2 separate regions of the Homo sapiens genome follow, and region 2 is linked to region 1. A link is an interaction called in ENCODE POLR2A ChIA-PET data of the cell type or tissue named here. Cell type or tissue: A673. All regions are shown on one strand.

Evidence for each region. ChIA-PET counts read pairs that join two places held together with the same protein. Peaks named below come from ENCODE experiments on the same cell type or tissue, not always from the same donor. Only the 100,000 strongest peaks of a DNase experiment are listed, where the experiment ranks them.
Region 2: POLR2A ChIA-PET joins it to region 1 with 6 read pairs; 2 of 35 experiments call an interaction of 5 or more read pairs at or near these places.

Annotation. Positions count from the first base shown.
Region 1 is chr14:38,523,550-38,531,549 of GRCh38, reverse strand. No RefSeq gene overlaps it. Among named protein-coding and RNA genes, the nearest start is that of CLEC14A, 270 kb to the right of the region's middle. In A673, no CTCF peak of the experiment used is centred here; DNase peaks (open chromatin) are centred at 3,879, 4,239 and 4,539; H3K27ac peaks cover 4,454 bases.
Region 2 is chr14:38,607,056-38,615,055 of GRCh38, reverse strand. No RefSeq gene overlaps it. Among named protein-coding and RNA genes, the nearest start is that of LINC00639, 310 kb to the left of the region's middle. In A673, no CTCF peak of the experiment used is centred here; no DNase peak of the experiment used is centred here.

The DNA.
Region 1 (8,000 bases):
CAATGGAGGCAGAGCAGGAGAGGGGCCAGATGTGTTCAACTGGGTCTTCTGTCTTTCCTCACACAGTTCTTCTCACCTGATGTGGCTTAGGCACTACCATTTCCATTAGGCTTCCTAAACCTAAATGGAGCTTTGTGCCTACTCTAGATGCCCCTCAGAGACTGCCCATCTCTCTACTCCTTTTCATGGCAAAACTTCTTGAGTCACTATCTCTGCTCCTCACCTCACTTGCTTCCATAACAGACCATTCAGGCTCTTGTCTTCATCACACCACAAAGACTAGTCAAGGTCCCTTATGACCTTCAAGTTGCCAAATTCAAGAGTTATCTCTATGGTCTTATCTTCCTCATATCTCAGCAGCACTAACCATTCTGTTATTTTGCAAACATATTTTCTTTAGTCTTCTATTGAGTAGAATTGAAATGGGTTTTCCTCCTGTCTCATTAGCTATTCCTTCTCATACATCTTTCCTGGTACCTCTGCTGCCTAACCATGAATGTTTGGAATGTCCAAAGGTTCAGTCCTGTGCCCTGCCTACATACTCTGCATAAGTAATCTTGCCAAGCTTGTGGCTTTAAATACAATCCATAAGTCTCACAGATTGATACATCCATTCCTGGCCTTTGCCCTAAAATTCAGGCTTATACACCCAATTGCCTACTTCACACCTTTCCTAATTGTTCCCTTTTTGGAATGTTATCTCTGATCTTTTCACAGCTGGTTCTTTCTTGTTATTTAGATCTCAACTTATATATTTTCTATCAGGACAGATCTTCCCTGGAAACCTTATCTATCTATTTGTCTATCATCTATCATCAATCACATTATTCAGTTTTAATTCTATGCACAACTTGCACAGATATATATATATATATATATATATAACTTTCTTCTATCTTTATCTTATTTTTGTTTCCACTCCTTAAATGCAAATTTCTGGAGATTACAAGAGTGTCTGACACAGAGTGAAAGCTCTGTCTTAGTCTGCTTCAGCTGCCATAACAAAATAGCACAGACTGGGTGGCTTAACAGAAATTTATTTTCTCACAGTTCTTAAGGCTGGGAAGTCCAAGATGAAGCTGTCGAACCATTTGGTTCCTGGGGAGGCCTCTTTCCTTAGCCTGAAGAAAGCTGCTTTATCACCTGTTCACAAAAGGCTTTTTTCCTCAGTACAAGTGCTCAGGGGGAAGAGATAGGGATCTTTTTCTTCCTCTTATTATGAGGACATTAATCTCATATTAGAACCTACCCTTATGATTTTTATATCACTCTAATCATCTCCCAAAGGTCTCACCTCCAAATATAATCACATTGGGGGTTAGCATGTCAACATATGAATTTTTGGGAAACACATTAAGTACATAACAAGCTCAATAAATATTTCTTGATTAGACTTGACTGAAAGATTATTGCCTGTAGCTCATAATTTAGCGTTTGTTTCTACTGCTATATGATATTTTACTATTATTAATGTATTTCTCTGAATGTCTATAGATTTTAAATTCCTTGAGGCGAGAGGGGTTAGGTACAATTGGTGCTTAGCATGTGGTTGGCTATTTTAGGGAGAAACACCATGAGGCCACAAAAGATATGAGGTTTAGTAATAAAAGCAACCCGTTGCATATTGAAAACTCACTATTCAGCACACTTTATGTCTATCCTTGCATTAACCCCCCACCCCACCAACAATCCTATTATTTTGACATTTCAATTTTAGGGACTGTCTTTCCTAATGCAGCCCAGATCTCTGTCACTCCCTCTTCCTCATGTTTCCAGTAAGGATGATCAGCTTACTGGAACCAGCTTATAGTCCCTTGGTTTTGTCTTTTGAGGGTGAGTGGAGCTAAAAGCCACTACAATAGCAGGAACAATACCTTATGCTCATTATTCTTGGTTGTTATTTCACCCTTACTTATGGAGGATATTTTTGCTGGACATAAATTTCTAGATTAGTGGATTTTTTTCCTTTCAACCCTCAGTATTTCATGTCACTCTCTTTGCTTGCATGGTGTCCACTGAGAAGTCCACTGTCATTCTCACCCTTCTTCCTCCATAGGTAAGGTACTTTTCTTTTACCCCTATGGCTTCTTTCATGATTTTCCCTGTGTCCTTGGTTTTTAACAGTTTATATATAATATACCAAATAATATATTTCTTGGTATTCTGTTTGGTGTTCCCTGCTTGGTGTTAGCTTCCTGGATCTGTGGTTTGGTGTCATTAATTTTGGACAATTCTCAGCCATTATTACTCCAAATATTTCTCCTGCTCTGTTTTCTCCTTCTTTTCCTTCTGGTGTTTCAATTATGTGTAAGTTATACCTTTTAAAACTATCTGACAGTTCTTGAGTGTTGTATTCTATTTTCTTTTTAAATTCTCCTTTCTCTTTGCTTCTCAGTTTTGGAGTTTCTATTGATGTGTCTTTAGTCTCACTGATTGTTTAGCCATGTCCAATCTGCTGATGAGCCCATTGAAGGCATTCTTTAACTTTTGTTACAGTGTTTTCAATTTCTAGTGTTTCCTTTTTATTTGTCTTAATGTTTTCATCTCTCTGCTTATATATCACTTCTGTTCTTGCATGTTGTCTACTTTTACCTGTTAGAGATCTAAGCATATTAATCATAATCATAATTATTTAAAATTTCAGGCCTGATAGTACCAACATCTGTTTCACATTTGAATCTGATTCTGATGTTTGCTTTGTTTCTTCACAGCATGTTTTTGTGTGTGTGTGTGTGTTTTAGCACACCTTGTAATGTGGTTGTTGAAATCTGGCCATGATATATTGGGTAATGGGAACTAAGGGAAATGAACCTTTAGTATGAGTTTTTTCTGCCAATTTGGCTAGTAATTGAACTGTGTTGATATTTGTTGTAGCTGTAGGTACCAGAGGCTTCAACTTTTCTGGCATCCTTGTTTTTGTCTCTCCTGTTGTCTTTTGTTTTTCCTAAAAATTACTCCTTAAAAAGAGTCTGATTCTTGCACCTCTTTCAGCTGAATCCCCTGTTGCTTTACTGGAGCCCTTTCATTGTGGTGGTAAATTATGGGGGAGAGGAAGTTTGCCATTATCTTATCTTTAAATCTCAATCTTTTAGTGGGCAGGTATCTCTGGACTGTGACCTTCTCGAGGGTTTCTTAGCTCACCCACTACCCACTCCCTTAAGTGAGATAAATGCTAGAGGGTGCTGTAGTGGGAGAAAATGCCCTTATTCTAGATGAGATAAGCCTCTGGCAAAGTCTTTCCCTCTGGTGAGTAGGTCTTTGTTATATAGAACGTGTAGGCGTATTTTGCAATGGTTACTCTTCCCTTCCCCTTGCTATAGCCAGAAGGTGATCTTTCTTGGCTCTTGACCATGAGAACCTGGTAGCATTCCTAGAGGCAGAACCCATGAAAGGGCTCTTTAAGACTTGCAGTCCCCAGGATATTCTCACTCTCAAGCTAGTCCACACTCATCCTCCAGAAATATATCAAAATTACCATTTAAGTTTTCCTACCAGTTTATGGCCCCAGTGGCTTCTGGTCCAGGTGAGCAGCTCTCACTTGCATCTCTCTGGATCTGCCTAGATCTCCTGTGACCTCAGTTATCCAGTGGGTCCAAGAAAAGTCACTGAATTTCTGTTTTGTTTTTTTTTCCCCCATCATTTTCTTGTCATAAGGATGGAAATGATAATTTACAAACATTTTACATATTGGACCCCAAACTGGAAGTCTAAATATCTTTTATATCTTCTAGTTCTGTGCTAAACAGACATAGACATACTAAGTCTTGGCTTGTGTTTCCACCAACTACCTGGTCCATTTTCCCACCACTTCCCACAGCTGCATTGGACACTCTTCCTGTCAAGGGAAAAGAGCTGGAGCTTTGACAAATTGAGTTTTAATGGCTGCCAGTCTCTGATATACAAGACACTAAGTGAGTACTTGGAGTGAGTGATAGATGACAATCAAGACTAAGACAGGGATTGTCTGACTCAGACTCTTGTATTCTTGTCCCAGATATCTATGTTTGCATTATGGTTGGAAAACACTATTCTTTAATCTAAGTAGTAAATGAGTTTAAAAAGAAAGAAAGACAATGAAAAACACTTCTCTGTTGGGCTAGTGCCTCAGCCTCCTCAGAAAAGACCATTTCTGGCATCTCAGATGTATAAAAGCCTTCCTTGAGGCCTTCGTTTCTGATGTGTTGATGTGTAGAGACTGACTCTGAAGCCTTTGACTTTCTTATTTGTGATTTTGCTTTTTGCTCAGTAGTATCCTCCCTCCCCCACTCTCTCCCTCCTTCCCACCTCTCCCACCCTCTTCCTTCCTTCCTTCCTTCCTTCCTTCCTTCCTTCCTTCCTTCCTTCCTTCCTTCCTTCCTTCCTTCTCTCCTTCTTTCCCTTTTCTAATACTAGCATTTGGTGTGTTTGTGATAAGTTAAACATTTTATTCATTAATGTTGGCTTTAACAGAATAAGACAATTTAGCTAAAGGCCACTGCCTAGTGAGATTTTTTTCAATACTGATTGAAATGCAAATTAATACAAGCAATTACCAGGTACTGCACATAGTCTTAAAATGGAAGGCTTTAAATGACATTTCCTTGGCAATCTGTATGAATCCCCCAGATTAGGCATTCTTTTTATTCAGTAAACTAAATCTGCATCTAATGCCCAACTTGAGGTTGTCATCACATCATCATTTTTAATTGTAGCAAACTCTGAAATAAAGATGACCTTATCAAATAACAGTTACCTAAAGAATTACTTCTTACTGGGGAATGTATGTTTGGAGAAGGAGACATGGCCTTGGAGGATGAAGGCCTATGTAACATTTTAGGGAGACAGATTTTCCCTCAGTCAGAAAGAAGGGAACTAACATTTATTGAGTCTTTTTGTGTCAAACACTTTATATTCATTCATATTTAATAAATATTTATTGGGTACTGAGATGTTTTTGCCAATATTTTCCTTGCAGGAGGTTCAGTGGGAATAGGATAGACAAGGTCCCTGCTCTTGTGACTCTTATATTCTGGTTGGGAAAACTGACAATGAACAACAACAGTAAACAAAGAAATAAAAATAAATCCATGGTGATAAGTACCCTTATATGGAATAGAGAATGGTCAGGTAGGTAGGTGAAAAGAGACTGCACATTAGATAGGGTGGAACAAATGAGGTTTTTCTGAGATGGTGACATTTGCATTGAGAGATTAAAGAGTTAACTAACCACTCATTACTTTGTCTAACTTTTACAACAACCTGAGATAAAGGTAACATTAGTTCAGCAGGTATAAGCAAAGAAATTAATTACCCAACTAGGTTAAATAATTTCTCTAAGATTACACAGATTTTTTCAATCCTATTGTAAACCAAAAATAGAATTCTAGGCCCCCCAACTAACTGAATGACCGCTCCTTATGGCTAAAGGCATTCCATAGTTAACCTGAAAAACTAGTTAAGACCCTGATGAGAAGTGGAGGTTGGACATGCCTCATTATACCCTCCTCCCTTTGGAATTCAGGCACAGCTGACCAGCATTAACATCAAAACAGATATTAAGACTGATGAAATAGACTTTTTGTAGCAATTCCAGCCTGACTCTAGTATAGCATCACTTGACAGATAGCAGGCCCTTAAAGAAATGGAAGTATTTTACCCGAAATAAATTTCTTTGACATATTTTGAAATAGCCTAACAAAGCTGTCTCTTGTGGGGAAAAATCTACATTCTGTAGAGAACCCCCATTCCTTTCCAACGTCTTTTCCCGATGCAGGAGAGAATTAACTAAGAGTCTGGCACTTTTTAAAATCTGATAAGAAACATTTACAATCTATTATCTCTGAAGCCTGCTACCTGGAGGCTTCATCTGCATAATAAGAACCTTGGTCTCCACAACCCCTATCTTAATCCAAATACTCCCTTCTATAGATTCCAGGTCTTCAGATAAACTAAAATCTTTGAATTCACCTATGATTTGGAAGCCTCTGCTTTGAATTGTCCTACCTATCTGAAACAAGTCAACATAATCTTTCATGTATCGATAGATGTCTTATGTTTCCCTAAAGTGAAAAAAAACAAGCTGTAGTCTGACCACCTTGGGCACGTGTTGTCAGCACCTCCTGAGTTTGTGTCACAGCCATGTCCTTAGCCTTGGCAAAATGAACTTCTAAATTGATTGAGACCTGTCTCAGATAATATTTGGTTTACACTATCCATTTGCTTCAAAGCTGCTCACAGGCTACCATACCCCACAAGTACTTCTTTCTCACCAGCTGCTCCAAGCTTATGCAAAAAACAAGCTCTCTTTGTTTACTTGGTCTTAGACTTTAGATATTCAGAAGCAGTCAGTTTTCCAAGAAAATCAATGCTGAGTCATCAATTTTTTCAGTAAGAACATTAACAAGAAAAAAGGCACCTAATTTTTTATTACCTTTCAATAACAGAGGATATTTTTAATACCAAAAAAGTTAAAAGGATATTTTCTAAGATTAAAGCACATGACTTCAAACTGAATACAATTAACTTTATGAAATATATTATTTTGTCTCTATTTTATTTATTTCACAGAAAACCCTTAAAATGATTATGTAAACAGACTCATTTGAGAACCAATGGACTCAATGTCTTTGCAAGGCTACCTCCAACCTTGAAAATCTTAGGTTGATGTTAACTCCTGATGCTCGATGCTCAGAGTGGCAATGCAGGCAGATGCTGTGGGGTAAGGATATAGACTCTGTGCTAGTTGAATCAGACTAGGAAAGGACAGGTCATTTTGACCTAAATATTTTCAGTGTGAATCTCTTCCCTTGAAATAATTACTTATTTAGGGAAGAGGCAATGATGCATTCTTTCTTTCTTAGAAAGTTCAAATACATGCTAAAGCACTTTACAAAATAATTTATAAATGGTTTTTCTGTAGGCAGTTGCCCATGTTGGTTCAAATAAATGAAAATAATTGATTCATTGCTTTTCTCTTTTTTAATTACAGAGTTAGAAAGGACTATTTAGACTTTTCTTAATAGGAATGTATGTGTTTTTGTCATGAATATTCAAGTATTGATCAATCTGTGATAGTGTATTTCTCCTGTTAAACTTGTAATATAAGCAAAACTACAAAATATGCAAGAATAACTACTACTTAAAATTCTATGAAAATATAATGATAATTACTGAGGAAATAATTGTGTACAATAGCAGCAATAGCATCCTTAAGGCCATTTCTGCAGCATTTCAAGTACCTAATTGAATCAGTTGTGCCAGATCTCATCTTACTGAGAGACAGGATAAGAAGTGTTGGGCTAAAGCCTCAAGCATCAATTGAAATTTTAATTTTGTACCTAAATAAAAAACCACAAAGATACAAGCCATTTGAGTGTTTGGCTCTTTTTTGTCATCAATATAACCATCATTACCTTCACACTGTTCTGTATTTGTCTCGTGGGCTCAATAGCATGAACTAAAAGCAATTGATTTCACAAAGTAATTGAAGGGATGAACAGAAACACAAATTATGCAAAATGTACCAGAAACAGATGAATGCATTCTACAATATTAATAAAGTCCTAAAAATGCTTAGAATTAATTTGAAGACTTTCCTCTGATTGGTATTTCATACATACACATTTTTAATTTTCAAAAGAAATTAAGGGCGGCAGAAGAAAAAAGTGGGAAACATAAAGAAGCTAAATCACCTATAATTCCTCTGCCAATATCAGTACTAATGATGTTTTGATGAATTCCTTCTAGTCGTATATGTGTACATACATACACACACGACCCTAATGTGTATATAATTTTCTACTATTTTATTAAATAATGTGAGGCATTTTTCATGACACCAAATATATTTCATACAAATGCTTTTGTATGATGGCCTAATATTTGATCATATAAAAATATGAAACTTTTTCTGGTTAGTGCCCCACTCTTAGGCATTAAAGTTGTTTTTAATTTTTCCTTTTTAAAAATGATGCTGCAGTGAACATGTTCCATTATGAATCTGTGCTTGCAACTTATATTTT
Region 2 (8,000 bases), 84 kb before region 1:
CCTTGATTTCCATGTTACCTTAACTAGAAGTGCAAGTGCACAATACATGTGGCATGTTTGGAAGGGACCTGTGGAATCATCTAGTCCAGTCGCCTTTGCAATGCAGTAATACCCTTTCCATCTTCTTTAATCACCTATCAACTCTTTGAGGGTTTCCAGTAATAAGCTGCTCAGTAGTCCGTTTCATTTCAGTCCATTTCAGGACCCCAGAACCCCAGATCTAATTACTAGAAACATTCTTCATATATTTTGTTTTTCTTAATTTTTTATTTAATAAATTATTAGTTAATTATAAGTTCATTATTAATTTCCTTATAATATCATTATTCAATATCAAATTACTTTTTCTGAAATGGCACAAGCTTTGATCTCTTTAAAGCACACTTATAAAAGCTGAAATTGAAGTTCATATATAGCTGTAAATATATGGAGGTCGAATATAGGATTATGGAATTTCATAATTTGAGAAAATTATATAATAGTTTGCATAGTATTTTCTTTACCTTTTCCTTCACAAGTGTTAAATATTGTATTCCCCTTTCTTAGTTTTAAATATCTAAAGAATCTCTTCTAGCATGTATCAAAATACCACTGAAAATAAGTTTTCTATAGAATGAAACTGATTGTATAGAAATGTTCAAGGTCATTTAGTCTAATTAGTAGTGAAGTCGATCAATATGCACTGAATGCAGTGGATGACTATAGAAATAATTAAGCTAATTGTCTTTAGGGAATGTGTGCAGGTTTCTTTTCCAATTTGCCATGCTCTGTCCAAGGCTGCCTTTTCCCCTCCCCTTTCTAGTTCTTTTTATGTTTCTTTTGTGAGATCAATGAAGATCCAGGTCAGAATTTAAATTAGGTTCTTATGGGAACTCTGACTCTATCCTTTCTTCTTCTCTTTTAACCAGGCCACCCTTGCCTTTTTTTCTTTATGAAAGATTTGGGCTTAGCTTGAATAAATCATCATTGTGGCTCTACTAGCATGCTAATGAGACAAAGTGAGGGTGCACACTGGTTGGAGAGTTTTGCTGGCCAACTCTATGTGGGTTAGGCCATGTGTGCTGAGGATTGCTGTGTGCTGGGGTGGCTGTTTGATAAATTTGGGTGCACTATTCCCCTCATTTATATTTGGTGGGGAGGAATACTGGCAGAGAATGTAAAAGAAAAAGGGACAATTTTAATCAGGCTGTGTAGGGACTGGGGATGTGCTTAGAGCACTCTTTCTACAGGGCACGCAGAGATATCAAGTCCTGGGGTATTACTCATAGCTTTTCTCCAAAAGCTTTCCCCACCTCTTAAATGCCTTATCTAAAATAATTCTCATGAGACATTTAGTAGGAAATTTGGAATCATAGTGAAAAGAAATCCTCATGGTTCTACTTTTTCTGTGATACTTCCTGGACCCTTCAGCTATCTTTTGCCTATATATAACAGCAAATACATTGGGAAGAAAAAATCAACACATATTAAATGAATGTCTGTAGAGCATTCTTGCAGGGAAATGATCAAGTCTAAGAGAAAGTCTGTCTTCTAGTAATTTATAATCTAAGTAGAAGAGGAAGGATGAAAAAGTAATGCATAAAAAACTATTCAGGCCCAATGTATTTTCTTAAAGGGGTTAAAAAAAAAAAAGAATGTGTGTGTGTACCTGTGTGTGCGTGTGACACCAAAGAAAGTTATGTACATTACAACAATACATTAGAAAAATGACAATGTTAAATATTGTGCCCCTTAACTTTGTCCGTTGTCTACATGTTCTGATAATGCCAGCTTTTTGTTCTATATCTTCAAACTGCACTTCCTAGTTCACTTCTTTATCCTGTGTCTTTTTTCTCTGTTTTTAAGATTTTTATCAATGGTGTTTAGCAATTTGGTTATATTCCTTAGCATTTTTAATGTTTCTTTTGATTGGCATTCATTAAGATTGGATTTGTGGATTATATTTTTTCCATAAAATTTAAAAGATATTGTTTATTCAAAAATTTTTTTCTGTTCACTGACCCTCTGCTTCTTGTACTCTAATTACATATTTGTTAGAATACCTGATATTTTCCACAGATCAGTGATGTTCAATTTCTTTTGTTTGTTATTTAGTCTTTTTTTTCTGTGTTCTTTATTTTGGACAGTTTCTATGGCTATGTCTTTAAATCACTGATCTCTTCTTTTATAGTACCTATTATGATGTTACTTCCATTTAGTGTATTTTACATTTTAGATATTATATTTTTTCATGTCTAAAAGTTTGATTTAGGTCCTTTAAAATATCTTCCATTTCTTTTCTCAGCATGTTCATGTCTTTCTTTTCCTTCTTGAAATATGAGACATTTTTAACATCCTCGTTCATTAGTTTCATCATCTCTGTTTCTGAGACTGTTCCTATTGACTGATATTTTCCCTTATTGTAAGCCATAGTTTTCTACTTTTTCCAACCTGGCAATTTTGATTGGATGCTAGACATTGTGAATTGTACGTTGCTGGTGCTAGATTTTGTTTTCCTTTTAATACTATTAGATGCTGTTTTGGTTTGCAATGTTACTTTGTAGCAATTGGAATGTTATAAGGTTTGGTTTTAATTTTGTTAGGCCTTTAATCTATGGCTGATATAACCCTGCTACTTAGGCAATACACTTCTGAAGATTTTACTCAATGCCTCATCAATTATAAGATCTATTCACTCTGGCAGGTGTGCGTACAACCTATTCTCAGTTTTGTGTGCTTAGGAAATTGTTTTGATTACTCTATTCCAGAGGCTTTTCTTTACTGTGTAGTTTCCTTAGCCACAGACTCAAAAGTATGCCTCTGCAGATTTGTGGAACTCTTTTTTTGTAGTTCCCTCCTCTCCTGTGCTCTTTCTTATGTAATTCTAGCTGTCTTGGTTTTCCCAAGCTTCCATCTCCTCATAGCAAGATGCCCAACCCTGTTTGAATTTTCCCTTCCCCCCGTAGCCTTTCTTCCCCGCTGTAGCCTGGAAACTGCCTCTTAGGACCTAAGCCTGTGGAATAGTAGGGCTCATTTTGCTTGTTTCCCTTTCTTCATGGATTATGGTGTTGAATTGCTTTTCATCCAATGTCTGAAAATTGTTGTTTCATATACTTTGTCTGATTTTCTAGTTGCTATAATAAAAAGGTAAATCTTGTCCCTGTTATTCTATCTTAACTAGCAAAATCTCTACTGTTGTTTTTAACAACATGTTTTCTAGTAAGTTGTGCTATTAGAAAATAAGGTCTAGCACCCTAGTCTTTTGCAATTGTTGAGGCTTGTTTTGGGGCCTTTATGGTATTTGCCTTTGTGATGTGAATTATTGAAAAGATGTATTAGGATTCACAGTATTGATGTAAATTTGTCTATTTCTCCTTTCAACATTTTGATTTTGATACTTAGAATTTATGCTATTAGAACTATTTGTGTTTTGTTATTGGTTGATATTAAATTTACTATTGCTTTGTTTTCTTAGTGGATTGAATCTTTTGAAATGCAAGTGACCATCTTTATTACTGGTAATGTTTTTTGGCTTAATGCCTATTTTCACTGGTTTTAATATAACTTTTTGTTTTCATAGCTCATCTTTTTCCACATCCTTGCCAAAACTTGTTTCTTTTTTTTTTTTTTTTTTTTTTTGAGACAGTGTCTTGTTCTGTCACCCAGGCTGGAGTGCGGTGGCCCAATCTCAGCTCACTGCAACCTCTGCCTCCTTAGTTCAAGCAATTCTCCTGCCTCAGCCTTTCAAGTAGCTGGGATTACAGGTGCGTGCCACCACACCCACCTAATTTTTGTATTTTTAGTAGAGACGGGGTTTCACCATGTTGGCCAGGCTGGCCTCGAACTTCTGACCTCAAGTGATCTGCCCTCCTGAGCCTTCCAAAGTGCTGGGATTACAGGTGTGAGCCCCCACATCTGGCCTATTTTTCATCTTTCTGATAAAAGCCATTCTAGCAGGTGTGAGGTGATATCTCACCGTGGTTTTAATTTGCATTTCTCTGATGATTAGTGATGTTTAGCACCTTTTCATATATCTGTTGGCCATTTATATGAATTCTCTGCAAAAATGGCTTATTTTCTTGCTATTGAGTTGTTTGACTTCCTTATACATATTGAATATCAGCCCCTTATCAGATGTATGGTTTGCAAATAATTTCTCTTAATCCATGGGTTGTCTCTCTACCCTGTTAATTTTTTTCCTGTGAAAGAAGCGTTTTAGTTTGACATAACCTCATTTGTCTATTTTTAGACAAAAGAAGAAGCTTTTTAGTTTGACATAACCTCATTTGTCTATTTTTACTTTTGTTGCCTATACTTTTGAGGTAATATTGAAAACATTATTGCCCAGACCAACATCATGGAGCTTTTTCCCTATGTGTTTTTCTTAATAGTTTCACAGTTTCAAGTCTTACATTTAAGTCTTTAATCTAACATTTTGAGTTTATTTTTGTATATGATTTGAGAGAAGAGCCCAATATTATTCTTCTCTATGTGACTAGCCAGTTTTCACAATACTGTTTATTTAAAAGACAATTTTTTCCCTGTTTTGCATTTTTGGCATCTTTGTTGAAAATCAATTGACTGTAAATATGTAGGTTTACTTTGGAGCTCTTTATCCTATTCCTCTATGTGTCGATGTGTCTGTTTTTATGCCAGTACCATGCTGTTTTGATTCCTATAGCTTTGTAATATATTTTGAAATCAGGGACTGTGATTTCTGTGGAAAATGCCATTGAAATTTTGTTGGAGATTGCATTGGATCTGTAACATGGCTTTGGGTAATTCTTTTTTTTTTTTTAAGACAAAGTCTTGCTCTTTTCCCAGGCTAGAGTGCACTGGCATGATCTCAGCTCACTGCAACCTCCACCTTCCAGGTTCAAGCAATTCTCCTGCCTCAGCCTCCCAAGTAGCTGGGATTATAGATGCCTGCCACTGTGCCCAACTAATTTTTGTATATTTAGTAGAGATGGGGTTTCACCATGTTGGTCAGGCTGGTCTCAAACTCCTGACCTTGTTATCCACCTGCCTCGGCCTCCCAAAGTGCTGGGATTACAGGCATGAGCCACCATGCCCCTGCCTGGCTTTGGGTAATTCTATAGTTTGAATGTTTGTTCCCTCCAAAACTCACATTGAAATTTAATTGCCATTGTAATAATATTAGGAAGTGGGATGTTTAAGAATTGATTAGGCCATGAATGCTCTCCCTTCATGAATGAATAAATACTGTTATTTCGGGATTGGGTTGTTAAAAAGGATGAGTTCAGTTCCTTCTCTCTCTCTGTCACCCTCTCTTTGCCCTTATGCTATGTTATGACACCTCAAGAAGGCCCTTGCTAGATGCTGATACTGTAGTCTTACACTTCCCAGGCTCCAGAACTGTGACAAATAAGTTTCTGTTTCTCATAAATTATCCAGTCTGTGATATTCTGTTATAGTAGCAGAATGCAAAGATATAAAATTGGTATCAAGAAGAGGGGCTGTTTCTATAACAAATACCTGAAAATGTAGAGGCAGCTTTGAAATTGAGTAAGGGGTAGAAGCTGAAAAAATTTAGAAGAGGAGGTTAGGAAAAAACCTAGGTTGCTGTAAATGAGGTATTAAGAGTAATTCTGGTGAGGGCTCTGGCAAGAAGAGCTGTAGCTAAAGCCTGAAACCTCTTAGAGGTTACTTAAGTGGTTGCCATCCTAATGTTGGTAGAAATGTGGGCAGTTAAGGTAATTCTGATGAGATCTCAGAAATAAAAATCAAGGTACTGGGGTACTGGCTCTGGAGGGATGGTCATCATCTTTGTTATAAAGTGGCAAAGAACTTGGCTACATTGTGTCTGTGCCCAGGCAAAGCAATGAACTAGGATATCTGGCTGGAGGAATATCTATGCAGAAAAGCATTGAAGGATCTATGTGGCGTCTTTTAACCGCATATAGTAAAATTCAAGGAAAGAGAAATGATTTAAAGGTGGAATTAATAATTAAAATGGAAGCAGAATGAAAAGATGTGGAAAATTGTCAGCCTGGCAATGTAAAAAATTTTAAAAGCATGTTCGGGAGAGAATCCTAACGATGTTGCCAAGTGACTGCTGAAGGGATTGATATGGCTAGAAAAATGTCAGGTGCTATTCACTAAGACAATAGAATGACTCCAGTGGTATTTCAGAAATCTTTGGACCAAGCCAGGGTCTTGAGGGCAAGGTTTCTGGAGAGGGGCCCAGGGCACCCATGGGGCTTCAGCTTTTGCTGCCCTGTCCCTCCTCAAGTATCTGCTCCTCACATTCCAGAACAACACTTCTCCACTGCCCCAGCTATGGCTCAAGAAGGCCCAAGTGCTGCTCTGACCACCACTGGGGATGGAACAGCTGTGAATGTAGGCAGAATTCACATGGTGATAACCCTGGAGAGGTGCAGAGTACATGAGTTGTGGGACTGTGGAGGTCTCAACCTAGGTTTCAAAGGATGTATTGAACAGTCTTTGGACTCAGATGAAAACATGCCACAGGGAAATAGCTGCCAAAGAGAATCTCCACTAGAACTATGCTTGCTGGAGCCCTGGGGGTGGCGGCAGCCCACTCCAGAACAGTAGCACTGCCAGTGTGCAATGCCAGCCTGGGAGAGCTGCAGGTATGAGACTCTAACCTGTGGGAGCTACTGTGTGGGCTGAACCCAACAAAGCCATAGGGCAGGGCTGTCCAAGGCCATGGGGACCCAATTCCCATTCCAGTGTGCATATAAGGTGGGACATAGAGGCAAGGAAGATTATTCTGGAGCCTTAGGATTTGATGTTGTTCACCCTATTGGGTTTTGGACTTACTTGGGACCAGCTATCCCTTTTTTCTTGCCTTTTTCTCCCTTCTGGAAGGAGAATGTCTATCTTGTGTCTATCTGACCACTGTGTTTTAGAGGTAGACAACTTGTTTGATTACATAGGCTCATGGCTGAAGAGCAAGTTGCCTTAGGATGAATTGTGCCTTGAATCTCACACATATGATGTTGAAGATGAGACTTTGGACTTTTGAGTTTGTGCTAGAACACATTAAGACTTTTAGGGCTATTGAGGTAGAATCAATGTATTTTGTATGTAGGAAAGACATTAGTTTTGGGGAGTTGGGTGGAATGCTATGAATATTTGCCTTAAAGTGGGTAATTAGGCTTTAAGAGGTAATTAGGCCACGAGGTCTACACCTTCATGAGTGGATTGATGGTTTTTTTTTGTTTTTATGGGAGTGGGTTTGTCATAAAAGGGTGAGTTTGGCTCCCTTCACTCTCTCTCTCCCCTCTCTTTCTCTCTCTCCCTGTCTCTCCCTCTCTTTGCTCTTATTGCCATTTTATGACACACCAAGAAGGCCCTTGTTCCATATGCCAGCACCTTGATCTTGGCCTTCTCAGACCCTAGAACAGAAATAAATTTTTGTTCATTATAAATTGCTCAGTCTGTGGTATTCTGCAATAACAGCACAAAAGGAACTAAGAAATGTAGTATGGACATTTTAACACTATTTATTCTTTCAATCCTTGAACACAGGATATCTTTCCATTTATTTGTGTATTTTTCAATTTCTTTCATCAATGTTTTTTAGTTTTCAGTATACAGATCTTTCACTTTCTTGGTTAATTTACTCCTAAGTATTTTTTTGATGCTATTATAAATTGTTTTATTATTTTCTTTTTCTGATAGTTTATGGTTAGTGTATAGAAATGCTACATACTTTTGTGTGTTGACTTTGTGTTCTGCAACTTTACTGAATTCATTTTTTTTTTTTTGGTAGAGTCTTTAGGGCTTTCTATATATATGATAATGTCATCTGCAAACAAATTCAATTTAACTTGTTCCTTTTCGATTTGTATGCCTTATATTTCTTTCTCTTGCCTAATTGCCCTCTCTAGGACTTCCAGTAATATATTGAGTAGAAATGGTGAGAGTGAGCATCCTGGTCTACTTCTTGATCTTAGAGAAATAGTGTGAGCATCCTGGTCTACTACTTCTTGATCTTAGAGAAAAAACTTTCAATATTTGACTGTTGAGTATGA